Regions from separate parts of the Homo sapiens genome. Here region 1 is linked to region 2. The links are chromatin loops, found by intact Hi-C in ENCODE. Cell type or tissue: sigmoid colon. All regions are shown on one strand.

Evidence for each region. Hi-C counts contacts between places; a loop is a spot of excess contacts. Peaks named below come from ENCODE experiments on the same cell type or tissue, not always from the same donor. Only the 100,000 strongest peaks of a DNase experiment are listed, where the experiment ranks them.
Region 1: a loop joins it to region 2, with 2.5 times the contacts of the local background. A loop is called at or near these places in 2 of 110 quality-filtered maps.

The regions. Positions count from the first base shown.
Region 1 is chr17:2,100,561-2,108,560 of GRCh38, reverse strand. The region is part of intron 13 of SMG6 (SMG6 nonsense mediated mRNA decay factor); the gene reads left to right. It overlaps SMG6-AS1 (SMG6 antisense RNA 1), which reads right to left. Exons shown (of 2, transcript NR_199038.1): 2 at 6,258-7,439. Among named protein-coding and RNA genes, the nearest start is that of SMG6-AS1, 15 kb to the right of the region's middle. In sigmoid colon, no CTCF peak of the experiment used is centred here; DNase peaks (open chromatin) are centred at 4,910 and 6,890; H3K27ac peaks cover 2,533 bases.
Region 2 is chr17:2,278,993-2,286,992 of GRCh38, reverse strand. It overlaps SMG6 (SMG6 nonsense mediated mRNA decay factor), which reads left to right. Exons shown (of 19, transcript NM_017575.5): 7 at 3,258-3,368; 8 at 4,134-4,346. Among named protein-coding and RNA genes, the nearest start is that of SMG6, 21 kb to the left of the region's middle. In sigmoid colon, a CTCF peak has its summit at 4,527; no DNase peak of the experiment used is centred here.

The sequences.
Region 1 (8,000 bases), 180 kb after region 2:
CTCCCAGATTCAAGCAATTCTTCTGCCTCAGCCTCCTGGGTAGCTGGGACTGCAGGTGTGCACCTGCAGGTTTGCAGGCGTGGGCCTGGTTAATTTTTGTATTTTTAGTAGAGACAGGGTTTCACTATGTTGGCCAGGCTGGTCTCGAACACCTGACCTCAAGTTACCCGCCCGCCTCGGCCTTTCAAAGGCCTGGGATTACAGGCGTGAGTCACTGCGCCTGGCAAGATTTTTAAAAATGAAAGTTTCAATATGTGTTTTCATAGTGGACGCTGGGGATTGGAGAGTGGCTAAGAAGACTCCAAAGAGGTCCAGTTACAACTCAGTCACACATCAGATTCCCATGTCTCCTTCTGGATCATCCTGTAGTTTCTATAGCTGTTTTCTGTAATTCATGCAAATTCTCTGTAATCCTTCATTTCCGTTTTCTACCCACTTAGCTGTTGCCATTATTTTGAGGCATTGGATGTAAAAAACAAAACAAAACAAAAAAAAACCTGTTAGATTTATCTTGTAGGCTAAGGCTCAGAAATTGGGCAAGGTTCAGGTAGCTTTTCAGAAGGCGAGGCAGGTGTGCTTAGTTACACTATTCCAAGATTCTCCCAGAAATAGAACTCTAAAGTGAGGACTTGGGTGCCCTTGAAGGAGAACAACAAAATACCATTTTGGAAATAAAATTCTGCTGTCCTGGGTGTTCCAGCCCCTCCCATGCTGGCCTCCTTTCGGCACCATTCCTTTCTGCAGTCCCACCCCGCTTGGCCCTGGCACGCAGTCCCATGAACATGCCACCTGCCTTCTCTCTCTCTCTGGCCCCATCCATTGGCTGTTCAGTTTATTTTTTCCACATCCTCACCCTCTTCCAGCTCCAAGTTAAATAACCCTCACAGATGGCTTGTTCCATCAGAGCTGTTTAAGAACACAGAGCAGTGAACTAGTGCCCAGAGGAGCTGCCCCAGCCCAAGACTGCCCTTCCTATGGAGGCTCAAGACAACTGTGTCATCAGCTACCTAGAGGCCCAGAGACAGTGAGCAGAAAGGCTGGCAGGTTGGGTGGTAGAATGTCTGTTTAACACTATAATCCTCTAGCAGCTAACAACTAGTTCTCACTTAGATTTACAAGTCAGAACCAGGAGCCAGATACACTGCATACTCCATTTTCCATAGAAGACATAGTACTTCGTAGCTGGCATTTCTCCCCCACTTTTTTACAGCATGGAAACCCAACAGGAAATGACAGTCCCCATTTGTGTTTGGGATCATGGTTTCAGTCCTTAGTGAACCTCTTCATGAACTCCCGAGAGGTCTAGATCCCTGCCCTGCCTGACCCAAAGGGCAGGATTTCCAGCTGTCAGCACACCCATGGGAAGACAGGGAACTTCACATGCCTATTAGGAATCCTGCATAGAGTCTGGGCACAGTGGCTCACACCTATAATCCCAGCACTTTGGGAGGCCAAGGTGGGCAGATCACCTGAGGTCAGGAGTTCAAGACTAGCATGACCAACATGTCAGGCTAAAATACTAAACTACTAAGTACTGAAATACTAAACGTCTCTACTAAAAATACAAAACTCAGCCAGGCGTGGTGGCACATGCCTGTAATCCCAGCTACTTGGGAGACTGAGGCAGGAGAATTGCTAGAACCCGGGAGGCGGAGGTTGCAGTGAGCCGAGATCGCACAATTGCATTCCAGCCTGGGCGACAAACCGAGACTCTGTCTCAAAAAAAAAAAAAAAATTCCTGCCTAGAGAGAAGATCCCAGAATTTCTTTCACTCTTTCTTTCCTGTCAGCAGGGACACGGAGGTTTCCTGTCTGCCTTGTCATCAGCTTTGAAACATTTTCCTCCTGCATTCCCCCATATATGTAGTGGCCTGTAAGCTTTGCCCCCTTCATGTTCCCAGCATCCTCCTTCCCTCTCTCATAATCGGCTGGGTCTGGTTAATTTTGCCCTTGTGACAGGACAGCCTTTCCCTTGTCCTCGGAGTTATTCCTGTGGGACATAAGACCTCTCTGGTCATGGTCTCCCTCTCTTTCCCTTCCTTCTTGCCCTTTCCTCTCTAACTATAGCCTTTGTAAATAGACTCCTCTGAGGTCACCGAGGAATGGTAGTATGTGCCTTTGCTGCTATAGGACTCTCTTTTCCCCCAGTAAGCAGAGTTCCCTTGAGAGACCCCCCTCCCTTCCTTTATTAAAAGGCACGTTGGTGGCTTATCTGCTTGAACTCTGGCATAACAGGGCATGGAACAATGGCATGTGCAGAGTGCTTTGGCCAAAGGGAAATTAACTTTGAGCCAGAGACAGCAGTTTGAAGAAACTTCCCTTAGTAAGAAAAGAGACAAGAAGAAAAGTGATGGGGTGGAAAGGGAAAATTCTATGGCAGAGAAGGTCTCCCTGAGAACTCAATCAGAAATCAGTATCTCCTCCTTAAGCCTGGTTTTTCCACTGAGAAGTAAACTATTATTCTCTCTTCTCCTCCTTCATACCTTCTCCAAGATCAAGCGTTGCCAGATAAGTAACACACCCTGTTGCTTGCAAAGTAAAAGTTACTTGGATTGACAGATTTGTGGAGCCTTTGGGTGCCAAGTATCAGGAGGGAGCTTTGATTTCCATTTTCCTGTCTTCATGATGGACTTTACTCTTTACATTCAGTAGAAAAGTTCAAGGCTGTGGTGCAGACAACTTTCAGAGGTTACCCACATATAGGTCTTAAAACTTAACATCTGGCAGTTACTAGTTTCCTATATTCATTCAGCTCATCAAGTATTCAGCTGAGGTTTTGCCCATATTATGTCCAGTGAAATGAAATGAATCTAAGTGATAGAACTCTTTTTAGGGCAGGTATCCTGAGAAATTTTAAATTTCAGTATTTCTTTTCTTGCCTGTAGCTTAGCCAAGCACCCATTCAATTTGTGTTCCTCTAAAGGCAAATTCGTCAGAACTGTTTCTTCTGTCCTGAGGGCCTTTAGGCTACTGCTGAGTCTGGGCAAGTGTTATTTATTTATTTATTTATTTATTTTTGAGACAGAGTTTTGCTCTTGTTGCTCAGGCTGGAGTGCAGTGGCGCGGTCTTGGCTCACTGCACTCTCCGCCTCCCAAGTTCAAGCAATTCTGCCTTAGCCTCCCAGGTAGCTGGGATTACAGGCACCTGCCACCACGCCCGGCTAATTTTTGTATTTTTAGTAGAGATTGGGTTTCACCATGTTGGCCAGGCTGGTCTCAAACTCCTGACCTCAGGTGATCCACCCACCTTGGCCTCCCAAAGTGCTGGGATTACAGGTGTGAGCCACCACGCCCGGCTGAGTGTAATATTTTTTAAGTGAGAAAGACTTGAAGTAGGCTGAGTGCAGTGGCTCACGCCTGTAATCCCAGCACTTTGGGAGGTCGAGGCGGGAGGATTGCTTGAGTCCAGGAGTTTGAGAGCAGCCTGGGTAACATGGTGAGACCCCATCTCTACAAAAAAAAAAAAAAAAAAAAAAAATTAGCTGGGTGTGGTGGTGCATACCTGTAGTCCTAGATGTTCAGGAGGCTGAAGTGGGAGGATCACTTGAACCTGGGAGGTTGAGGCTGCAGTGAGCCAAGATCACACCATTGCACTCAGCCTGGGCAACAGAGTGTGACCTTGTCTCCCAAAAAAAAAGATGACTTGAAGTAGAGACCTTTCCCTATACTCTTTGTGAAAGTGCCATTACCTTCATAAGAGGCCATATTATAATATAATGAACTGAGCACAAACTTTGGAGTAAGACAAATCTGGGTTCAAAGCCCAGCTTCATCACTTCATCACTTGCTTTTTCTGAGCTTTAGTTTCCTCTTCCTGTCTCACAGGATTACCATGATAATCAAATGAAATAACATAATTCCTAGTAACCATCTGTCACCACTTCATCTACACCACAGCTTTCCCAGTAAAATGGGATATTTAGGCCACCAAGAAAGCGTGATCAATGAAAATTGCAGAGGAAGTAAGATGCTAACTTGCTCTACCTGCCACTACCCTGAACCTTTTTTTTTTTCAACCCCCTTAACCTCTTTAAAGAGCTTCTGGCATGCTCATGGGTTTTTCTTTCTAGAACTTTCCCTGCCCTGAATTTGTTCAGTATGCATTGTCACTTGTGAGGACTTCTTTTCACAATAAATACCCAAGTGCTTTAGAATGTCTGGATGGTGGCCAGGCACAGTGGCTCAAGCTTGTAATCCCAGCAATTTGGGAAGCTGAGGCAGACGGAACCCTTGAAATCAGGAATTCGTGACCTGCCTGGCCAACATGGTGAAACCCTGTCTGTACTAAAAATACAAAAATTAGCCAGGTGTGGCCGGGCGCGGTGGCTCACGCCTGTAATCCCAGCACTTTGGGAGGCCGAGGTGGGCGGATCACGAGGTCAGGAGATCAAGACCATCCTGGCTAACATGGTGAAACCCCGTCTCTACTAAAAATACAAAAAATTAGCCGGGCGAGGTGGTGGGCGCCTGTAGTCCCAGCTACTCGGGAGGCTGAGGCAGGAGAATGACTTGAACCTGGGAAGCAGAGGTTGCAGTGAGCTGAGATCGTGCCATTACACTCCTGCCTGGGCTACAGAACAAGATTCCAACTGAAAAAAAAAAAAAAAGAATGTGTTGATGGTGATTCTCCTGGAAGTCAAGCCTGCTTTCTCTGTGCCATCACAGAGGTGTTGCTGGCAGACTAATCTTGAGACGACTTCTTACCTCTTTGCACCAAGGCTCTTATTAAGGGGTCTTTCCTGACTTTAGATCCGGTGATGAGTTAGCCCAAAAGAGTGTGCTCAGTCTCCTATAGGGCTCACAGGTTTGGCTTATACCCTCCAAGTGGCCCAATGGGAGCTACAGGGTGTTGGAGGTGGTCATGGGAAAGAAACAGCTCACAAGAAGAGCGTGGGGCGAGAGCCAGCCGTTCCCCACTGCCTGCTGGAGCAAGCTCAGTGAGGCCGCTGACAAGAGTCCTCAGAACACTAAACAGGTGATTAAAACATCAGTATAAGTCTTTCCAAGCTTCACAGAAAGCCAAAAACTTAGTTTGGACAGCAACAGAAATTTTCCGCTCTGTAGCTTTATAAACTGGTCCGCTGTTTCTTCCTCTGCTCTGTGGCCAGAGGGGAGCTCTGTGCTAATGATTCCATAAAACCCTCCAAGTCTTCCTGAGTGGCTTATCATATGAGAGTAACCTATACCACCCTTTTCCATCAGAGTAATCTCTAGCCTCTCACTGTTAGTTCGCATTCTGAATCTTTAACCCTTCCAAAAAGGCCAAGCCCAGCTCTTGGCACTGTCCCCTATGACAGAGCTGAGCTCCTCCATCAAGCTCAGTGGCAGAACGATCCTTTCCTCCTTTCCAAGATGACTGCCCAGAATCACAGAAACCTGTAAGAATGGAAAGAGAGTAATCCCAATTCTGGGCATTCACCCAAAAGATTTGAAATCAGTTGGTTGAAGAGATGTCTGGACTCCCAGGTTCACTGCAGCATTAGTCACAATAACCAAGTTATGGAATTAGTCTGAGTGTCCATCAACAGATGAATGGATAAAGAAAAGGTGGGACATACACACAATGGAGTACTATTTGGCCTTTAAAAAGAAATTCTGTTGTTTTCAGCAACATGGGTGGAATTGAAGAGCATTATGCTGAGTGAAATAAGCCAGGCACGGAAAGACACATACCATATGTTCTCACTTACATGTAGAATCTGAAAGAGTCCAGCTCATAAAAGCAGAGAGTAGGATGGTGGCTACAGAGGCTGGGAAATGGGGAGATGATGGTCAAAGGGTTCAAAGCGTCAGTTCCATGGGAGAAAGATGGGTGTGTGTTTTTCTGAGATCTGTTGAACAGCATGGTGAGCATAAAAATACAGCACTGTACATTTAAAATTGCTTTAAGAGGTCAGACGTGGTCACTCACAACTGTAATCCCAACATTTTGCGAGGCTGAGGCAGGATGATCACTTGACACCAGGAGCTCAAACCAGCCTGGGCAACATAGTGAGACCTCATCTCTAAAAAAAAAAAAAAAAAAAAAAAAAATGAAATTAGCAGGATGTGGTGGTCCACGCCTGTAGTCCCAGCTACTTGGGAGGCTGAGGCGGGAAGATCACTTGAGCCTGGGAAGTGAAGACTGCAGTGAGTCTTGATCACACCACTGCACTCCAGCCTGGGTGACAGAGCAAGACCCTGTCTAAAAGAAAAAAAAATTCCTTTAAGAGTAAATTTCAAATTTTCTCACCACAATAAAATGATAAGTATTTGAGGTGATGGGTATGTTAATTAGCTGGGTTTAATTATTATACATTGTATTCATAAAATATATCACTTTGTACCCTTGTAAATAAACACAAATATAAATTGTCAATTTATAATAAAATTTTGTAAAGGACTAGGAATATAGATCTTCAGAGTTATTAGCATCTTGCAGACAGGGCTCAGTAATTTGCCTGAGAGCACACAAGTTAGGAGGCCACGACACTGTCGTTCCACTAGGCCCTGCTTGTCCTAGACTGTGGCGTGTCACCCACCCAGGAGGAGTGCACCATGCCCAGAAGAGTTCAGTCTTCAAGAAATCAGCTCTGAGAGGCTGCCTTTTTCTCTTCTTCTGTGAATTTCCAGGCAAGAGAAGAGCTTTCTCCTTGGGGAGATGGTGAGGGTCTCTGAAACACCTGTGAATGTTCTGGATCATGGAGAGCTGTGGCAGTTAGAACAGTCCGGCCCCTGCAGTTACTGGCTGCATTTCCTGAGCAAGTTACTTCTCTGTGCCTTAATTTCCTCACCTCTATAATCGAAGCAGTGACAGTATCTACTTCATGAGGTTGTGGGGATCACGAGTTGGTTCGTGTAAAGCATTTGGCACAGTGCCTGGCTTGTAGTAACCATTCGCTCGGTGTTCGCTGTGGCTGCGAAGGGTGAGTGAGGCATGCAGCAGGTTTTATTACGTCCCGGAAGGCCGATGGCACTCTTCCAGGAAGGTAGCGCTGGTGAGCTGGTAAACCTTGAATGAGGAAGTCATTTTATCTGGCTTTGGATCTTAGTTCTCCTGAGAATGTCATTGAATTTATTTGAATTTTAGTTTCCTCATCTACATCATCTGGATGTAGTAACTGCATCAAAGAGTGCAGAGGATTTCTAGATCCTAAAAGTATCATGAAAAATATAAAGTAGGTTGGGTGCAGTGGCTCACGGCTGTAACCCCAACACTTTGGGAGGCCAAAGCAGAAGGACTGCTTGAGACCAGGAGTTCAAGACCAGTCCTGGCAGCATAGCGAGGCCCCATCTCTACAAAAATAAAAATTCAAAAATTAGCTGGGCATGGTGATGCATGACTGTCGTCCCAGCCACTTGGGAGGCTGAGGCAGGAGGATTACTTGAGTCCAGGAGTTCAAGGTTGCAGTGAGCTTTGATCACGCCACTGTACTCCAGCCTGGGTGACAGAGCAAGACCCTGTCTCAAAAAATATATAGATAGTAGTAGTGTTTGCACCTTTGAAAAATAGAGTTGCATTTTGAAGAGTCTAGTAAAATTGTGACCACTTTGACCTAACCTTCCATCCTTTAAAGCAGTAATTCTAAAACTCAGTGTTCATAAGTACCTGGAACACTTACACACATTCTGGCCAGGTGCTGTGGCCCACACCTGTAATCCCAGCACTTTGGGAGGCTGAAGCAGGGGGATCTCTTGAGCCTAGGAGTTCAAGACCAGCCTGTGCAATACATTCTGGCCAGGTGCTGTGGCTCACACCTGTAATCCTAGCACTTTGGGAAGCTGAAGCAGGGGGATCTCTTGAGCCTGGGAGTTCAAGACCAGCCTGTTCAATATCGCGAGACCCCATCTCTACAAAACATTTTTTAAAAATTAGCTGGATGTGATGGTGTGCGCCTGTATTCCCAGCTACTCGATAGGTTGAGACTGCAGTGAGCCGTGTTTACACCACAGCACTCCAGCCTAGGTGAGAGAGCAAAACCCTGTCTCATAGAATAAAATGTTTAAAAGTACACATTCTAA
Region 2 (8,000 bases):
GCCACTGCACTCCAGCCTGAGCGACAGAGCGAGACTCTGTCTCAAAAAAAAAAAAAAAAAAAAAAAAAATTATTTTATGTTTTGTGTTGTCAAGATGTATGAGTTCTTTATATATTCTGGATGCTAGACCTTTATTAGATACATAATTTGCAAACATTTTCTTCCATTTTGTGGATTGTCTTTTCATTCTGCTGAGAATATCTTTCGATGCACAAGTGTTTTTTAATTTTGCTGAAGTCCAGTTTATCTTTTTTTCTTTTGTTCCTTTCACTTTCGATGTCATAGCTATGAAACCATTACCAAATCCAAGGTTTGGAAAATTTACCTCTACGTTTTCTTCTTAGAGTTTTAGACTTTTACCTCTTATATTTAGGCCTTTGATTAATTTTAGGTGAATTTTTATATATAGTATGAGGTAAAGGTCCAACTTCATTCTTTTACATGTGGTTATTACATTCTCTCAGCACCATTTGTTGAAGAGACTGCTCTTTCTTCATTGAATGGTCTTGGTTCCCTTGTAAAAAGTCACTTTATATGTGGGTTTTTTCTGAGCTCTCAGTTTTCTTCCATTGATTTATATGTCAGTCCTCATGCCAGTACCACAGCTGTGTTAGTTACTGTAGGTTTGTGGTAAGAAAAATTGGGAAATGTGAGTCCCCTAACTTCGTTTTTTTTTTTTTTTTTTGGCCATTTGAGGTCCCTTGTAATTATGTATGGATTTTAGGGTCAGCTTTTTCATTTTTGCAAAATCATTGGAATTTTGATAAGGTTGCACTGAATCTGTAGATTGCTTTGGGAAGTATTGCCATCTTCAAAATATTAAGCCTTCTAATTCATGAACACAGGGTGTCTTTTCATTTACTTCGTTCTTTAATTTCTTTTAACCCTGTGTATAATAAGTTTTGCACTTCCTTGGTTAAATGTATTCCTAAGTATGTCATTCTTTTTGATGCTTTTGCAAAAGGAATTGTTTTCTTTTTTTTCTCTGTCTTTCTCTCTATTTTTTTAGACAGGGTCTTGGCCAGGTGGGGTGTCTGACCCCTGTAATCCCAGCACTTTGGGAGGCTGAGGCAGGCGGATCACTTGAGGTCATGAGTTCCAGACCAGCCTGGCTAACTTGGTGAAACCCCATCTCTACTAAAAATATAAAAATTAGCCAGGTGTGGCAGCACACACCTGTAGTCCCAGCTACTCGGGAGGCTGAGGCGGGAGAATTGCTCAAATCCGGGAGGTGGAGTTTGCAGTGAGCTGAGATCATGCCACTGCACTCCAGCCTGGATGACAGAGCGAGACTTCGTCTCAAAAAAGAAAAAAAAAAAGAAAAGAGGGTCTCACTGCGTTGCCAAGGCTGGTCCTGAACTCCTGGCTTCAAGTGAGCCTCCTCCCTCTGCCTCCTAAAGTGCTGGGATTATAAGCCTGAGCCATTGGGCCTAGCCAGAAATTGTTTTCTTAATTTCTTTTTTTTCAGATTGCTCATTGCTAGTATATAGAAATGTAACTGAATTTCGTGTGTTGATCTTGTATGTTGCAACTGTGCTGAATTCCCTCAATGGCTTTTTGTCATTTGAATTAAATTTTCTTTTTCACAGACCTCTGACCTAGATTCGCACTTTCTTCAAGTTCTTTTCCTCTATCCCTCTTTTTTCTGTCTGTCTCATCTTAGTTGTCTGTTAGCAACATTTTCCCAACTTTTCTGCCAATTCCAATCAGTCAGTCATTCTGTCTCTTCCAATCAGTGAATCTCAGGTATTTATTGAGAACACAACACGTGTACAGTAGTGCTTTTCTAGGTGCCAGGAATGATAAAATATTGACTTGCTTTCTTCCCTGAAAAAAAAAATGTGTTGAGAAAACAAGTGAGCTGTATAGACAGTGATGCAAATTAGACTTGATAAATATGTAATTGATTGTTAGATGCACCATTATCTTCTGTTCCACTAAGAAAAATGCTGCAAATTAAAATAAGACATAACAATAGATACCGATTGTAAGTTGTATCTCTGTTTTGGAAATTTTTTCATATGAAAAAATATTTTATAGAATTAATATAATACAGTCTCAAATCAGGTGAGTAGTGTAGATAGAAATTAGTATGGATTGGAATAATAATAAAAATAGCTACCAAGTAACTGTAATGGTGTGCCAAATATTCTGTTAAACTATATGCATTATATAATTTTAATCTTTTTGGGAGCCATATGTTGTAAACATTTCCATTTTGCAAATAAGGAAACCTCTCTAGGTTAACGTGCTGTGTCATACCTAATAAATGCAAGACCGAATTCAGACTCAGGCACTGACCTTAGAACCTGCACCTCTAGCCATGCCAGGTGAATATAAGATAGGAGTTTTGAAGAATGGGTAGACGCTGGGGAGAGAGAGAAGCTAGCATTTTAAATGTATTTTGAAACAGTTATGGAAAACATTGAAAATGTACATGAAGTTGGAGAAAAAGTGAGAAAGCCTTTTGGATATTCTTTCTGCCTTTGTTTCAATGTTTTCCTTTTTCCTTCTTTCTGACCCACTTCCTTTTTCTTTACTTCTTCTTTTCCCTATTAATTGCTTATAAATAGACTTGCTGAATTTCTTGAATAATATCCATAAAATGTTCAACTCAGCTACTTATTTATTTTAAAAAATTATCAATAACAATGGCAACATCATTGATTAAGTACAGTTAAGTGTGAGACAGTGGACAACACTTTGTAAACCTGAGGATACTCCTCCATTGGGTATTATTACTCCCATTGTAATGTTGAGGATATAGGAACTCAGGAAGATTATTACATAATAATGTAATAATCTTGGAGTCTTTTGTCCAAAGTTTCCGAGTCAACTCCTGGATTAGCCAGTATTTGGACCAAGGTCTGTCTGGCTTGTAATTTCGTGATTTCATTATAGCATACTGACTCTCTGATAAGAACAGGAAATATAAAGTGAATTGAACATCATGCTTTTTCTAAGAACAAGATGTAATTTCTGTTTATATTTTAAGAGCCTGTTTATTCCTTTCTCTCCTTATGAGTACTTGGTTCTTGGAGCACCTCTGCATGTAAGATATAATACTGTGCAAGAAGAGATCTGTGATGTAATTGCAATGGCTTCTCCTGTGGATAGCATTTCTGATTTTGTTGTTGGGATTCCTCTCAGTTTGGGAGACAGGCTGGGAGAGATAGTAGGGTTTCCTGAGTCAGCTGCCTCTTGCTGGAGTTAGGACGAGAATTGGTTGACTGAATGTCTCTGGCCTCTTTCCACAGAGGAGGAAGCTTGACGCTGTCTATTACTATATGCGCAGTTTAGCTGCCAGCAACCCTATCCTGACTGCCAAGGAGAGTCTCATGAGCTTGTTTGAAGAGACCAAGCGGAAGGTGAGTGGGGATGTGGCAGAACCCTTCCTTCCTCGAATAGTGCATTTCCCTGAGTGTTGGTGTGCCCTAGCTCTGCGCACCGGCAGGATCGTAGCCAGTGAGGTTTATCCAAGGTGCAGTTATTGCTCAGTGTCTGTGTGTCCTCGGGGAATGACTCATAGTGTCCTTAAATGGTCCCATCAGACTGTGCTGGTGGGTAGTTGGTCAGCCCCTGTGCAGAACAAAACTGTGATCTTCAGGAGAGCTTTCAGGGGCCCTTGGATGTACATGTACGTGCTCTACAGCCTTCAGTCTACAGAATTAATAACTATATGAAACAAAGCAGATGACACTCTGCTACTTTGGGACTGTGGTACAGTATTTTTATTGTCAAATAAATACCGGTGAGGTGAGGCTTTTCTCTTTGTAAGCTGAGTCTCAGGAAAGTCTGAGCTCATGTGTGTTTTTTGTTTTTGAGACAGAGTTTCGCTCTTGTTGCCCAGACTGGAGTGCAGTGATGCGATCTTGGCTCACTGCAACCTCTGCCTCCCGGATTTAAGTGATTCTCATGCCTCAGCCTCCCGAGTAGCTAGGATTACAGATATGCGCCACCACACCCAGCTAATTTTGTATTTTTAGTAGAGACAGGGTTTCACTATGTTGGTCAGGCTGGTCTCAAACTCCTGACCTCAAGTGATCCGCCTGCCTCCGCATCTCTAAGTGCTGGGATTACAGGCGTGAGCCACCACACCAGGCCATGAGCTAATGTGTTTGTATGTTATATAGGCAGAACAGATGGAAAAGAAGCAACATGAGGAATTTGACCTGAGCCCTGACCAGTGGCGGAAAGGAAAGAAGTCTACTTTCCGGCATGTTGGAGATGACACCACTCGCCTGGAGATCTGGATTCATCCATCCCATCCACGGTCTTCCCAGGGCACTGAGTCTGGGAAGGATTCTGAGCAAGAGAATGGGCTGGGCAGCCTGAGTCCCAGTGATGTAAGTTCCTGAGAATGATGCAATGAGCCAAACTAGCTCAGTAAGCCTGGGTGCCCTGGTTCATACAGCTGTGAGGCACAGATACTTCCCACTGATTGCAAGGAAGACAAACCACTTGAGGCTCCCTGATGGTCTTTTCCCTTCTCATGTACGCTTCCTTTATCTTTATTATGTACTTCCCTCTCTCACCACTATGTGTCACTGCAGAATTTAGTAAAAGTAGGATTAGAATTTTTTTTTTTTTTTTTTTTTTTTTGCTGCTTTTTGTTCAGCGTCATCAACATGATGCTTTAGGATTCTATGTGGGATTTTGTACTTATCTTTTCCTCTTGGTTGACCTTATATTCCGAGAATGAACTAAAGTAGCATGGATAGGTTAGTTAGTCTGATTTGTGATGGGCTTTCTATGGGATATCCTCTTATAACTCTTGGGCGGGGACTTTTTCCTTTAAGCCAGGAGAAATGACAGTAGAAAAATCACAGGCTTGTTTAGAAGATTTCTCCTCTTCATTGACTCAGTAAGTAATTATCGACAGTGTGCCAGTCACTAAAGATAACAGTGAACAAGATCTCTTGCTGTCTCAGTGCATTCTAGTGGAGGACGCAAGAGACTTAACATTGTAATTACTTCTGTTTTTGGGGTGCACACCCAGTATATGAGAGCACATAGCCATGGGACCAAAGCAGCCATTGGTCAATTGAAGTATAAAGAACAAGTAGGAGTTAGCTTGAGAAGGAAAGGGAGGTGGTAAAGTGATTCCCAGGCAAAGGAAATAGCATATGCAAAGGGCTGAGGCTGGCTGGGGGAGAGAGAGCACGGTAGGTGGAAAACTGCAGTGGCTGGTTCGTTGCGCCTTAAGGGTAAAATTCACCCAGTGGGTGGTGTAAGCTGGGGCTAGATGTTGAAGGGTCATATGATAAATTATTTGACCTTTATCCTGAAAATAGTAGGAAGCTATTGGATGCTTTAAATAGGGGAATAACATCTGCTCTTCAGAAATAAACCCTGGCCGCTTTGTAAAATGTTTGGAGAAGAGTAAGACTAGAAATAGGAGACAAGGAGGGTGCTGCGGTAGTTCCAAGTGAGATATGAAAAAGACTTGAACCAAGAAATGGCTTTGGAGGTGGGAAGAAGTGAACAGACACAAGTCATATTATTACAGTAGAATCCAAAAGACTTGGTTGAACGTGGGGAGCTCAGGGAGAAGAAAGAGTCAAGGTCTGGTGTGGTGGCTCCCATCTGTAATCCCAGCACTTTGGGAGGCCAAGGCAGGAGGTTCGCTGGAGCCTAGGAATTCAGTACCAGCCTGGTCAACAAAACGAGGCTTCTGTCTCTGTAAAAAAATTTTCAAAATTGGCTGGGCATGGTGATGCGGGCCTCTAGTTCTAGCTACTCAGGAGTCTGAGGCAGGAGGATTGCTTGAGTCCAGGAGTTCAAGGATGTCATGAGCTATGATCCAGCGTAGGTGCCAGAGCAAGACCCTGTCTCAAAAAAGTCAAGAATGAGCCCAAGAGCGTCAAGGCTGCACCACTGCACTGCAGCCTGAGTGATGAGTGAGACTCTGCCTTCCAAAAAATAAATGAATACAATCAAAAACAGGGTCGGTCTCTGTTGCTCAGGCCAGAGTGCAGTGATGCGATCGAAATCCTGAGTTCCAGTGATTTTCCTGCCTCAGCCTCCTGAGTTGCTAGGACTACAGGCACATGCCACCACACCCAGCTAATTTTTTGTAGCGATGGAGACTTGCCCTGTTGCGCAGGCTGGTCTCAAACTCCTGGCCTCAAGCAGTCCTCCCGTGGCCTCCCAAAGATCTGGGATTACAGGCATGAGGTGTATCATGTCTGTCCCATTTTATTTCTAATTATACAAATAATAGATGAATATATTTTTGGTAAAAACTTTAAATTCTTGTAGGTAGACTACAACGTGGTAATTTGTTTTCTAAACTATTGATGAAACTATATATTTTTAGTTTGTACATCATCCTTGGGTAACTATTACCCTTAATTTTCTTTAAATTTAAATCTTTGAGTTTGAGCTTTTCATTTTAGGCTACCAGCCCTCGAAGAAATCTGCAGTTTCTGGCCTGACGCGGTGGCTTACGCCTGTAATCCCAGCACTTTAGGAGGCCGAGGCGAGCAGATCACAAGGTCAGGAGTTCGAGACCAGCCTGGCCAACATGGTGAAACCCTGTCTCTACTAAAAATGCAAAAAAATTAGCTGGGCGTGGCAGCGCACTCCTGTAATCCCAGCTACTCGGGAGGCTGAGGCAGGAGAGTTGCTTGAACCCGGGAGGCGGAGGTTGCAGTGAGCCGAGATCGTGCCACTGCACTCCAGCCTGGGCAAAGAAGCCAGACTTTGTCTCAAAAAAAAAAGAAAAAGAAATCTGCAGTTTCATAACTTTTCATTTATCTATCCAGGAAACCACACTGCCATTTTTACCTGCTTTCTTAGGCCCAAGTTAGCTTCCTATATTCTTTTTTTTCTCTCACAGTAGGTCCCAAGAGCTTAGCTTGCTTTCTCTGTTCCTTGGAACACACACATTGATAAGAAGTAAGCATTGAGGATAGAGAAATTAAAATAACCAAAAATGATTTTTAACCTCAAAGAGCACTTGGTCACGTGAGGAAGACATAGGTGTGTCATTATAGTTCCGTGTGGTAAGTACTGTGATAAAGGCAAGCATGAGAGGCCGTGGGAGCATGCAGTTGGAACACCTAATCCAGTCATGGTTAGGGAAGGCTGGGGCGAGGCCGCATTTTGCAGCTTAAAGATGTCGTAAAGGCATTTCTACTTGGAGGCATGAAAATGTGGATGAGGCATGGAGGCTTCAGGAACTGCGAGTAGTTCAGTATGGCTGGAGTCTAGAGTGTGAGAAGTTCTCCTGTGAGCGACTGGAGTCGTGCTTGACATGTTCCTTTCCTCTGTCCCCACATCCAGTCAGTACCACCTGGTATTAGGAGGTGGATACTGTTGAGTCCACCTCCTAATCGTAACTTGAAGCCATCCACTTCTCTCCTTTCTCATTGCTGCCATCGTAGTTCAAGCTATCACCATTTCAGTAATCCATATACTATGGAAAGAAGTTCATAATGGTCTTTTCAGATTTATTCCTGGTCCTCTTCTGGCCTTTCATTTTAGACAGTAACCCAAATGAATGAACTTCCAAATATCCATTTCTGATCATGCCACTGCCTTCTTGAAAGTGTTTAGTTATTTCTGTGTGCTCTTACAATCAGGTCTAAAATCCTCGACATAGTCCACTAGGCTCCTCATGATCTGGCTCCTGCTACTTCAAATCTTACACTTTTCATACTTTTCTTCCTTTGTTACTGTATTCCAGCCACACTGGCTTCTTCCTTGAAGGATCCAAGCTCTTTTCTGGCTCCTGGCTGTTGTTCATCTCTCTGCCCGCACCGCTCTTACCTCTCACTGGTATTTCTGCCTTTATCAGTCACTTTCTTTCTTACCCTTCAGGTCTCAGCCTAAATGTCACGTTTTCAAGGAAGCGTTTCCTGATCCCTGAGACTGGCCATTTCGCCTTTGTAATAACCACATTTCTGGTTTAAGTGCTTTTAAGTGTAGTTTTGTGCAGATCTTTCCCTTGCTAGATTGAAGGCCCTGTGAGAGTAGAGTCATATCTAGTGTGTTCA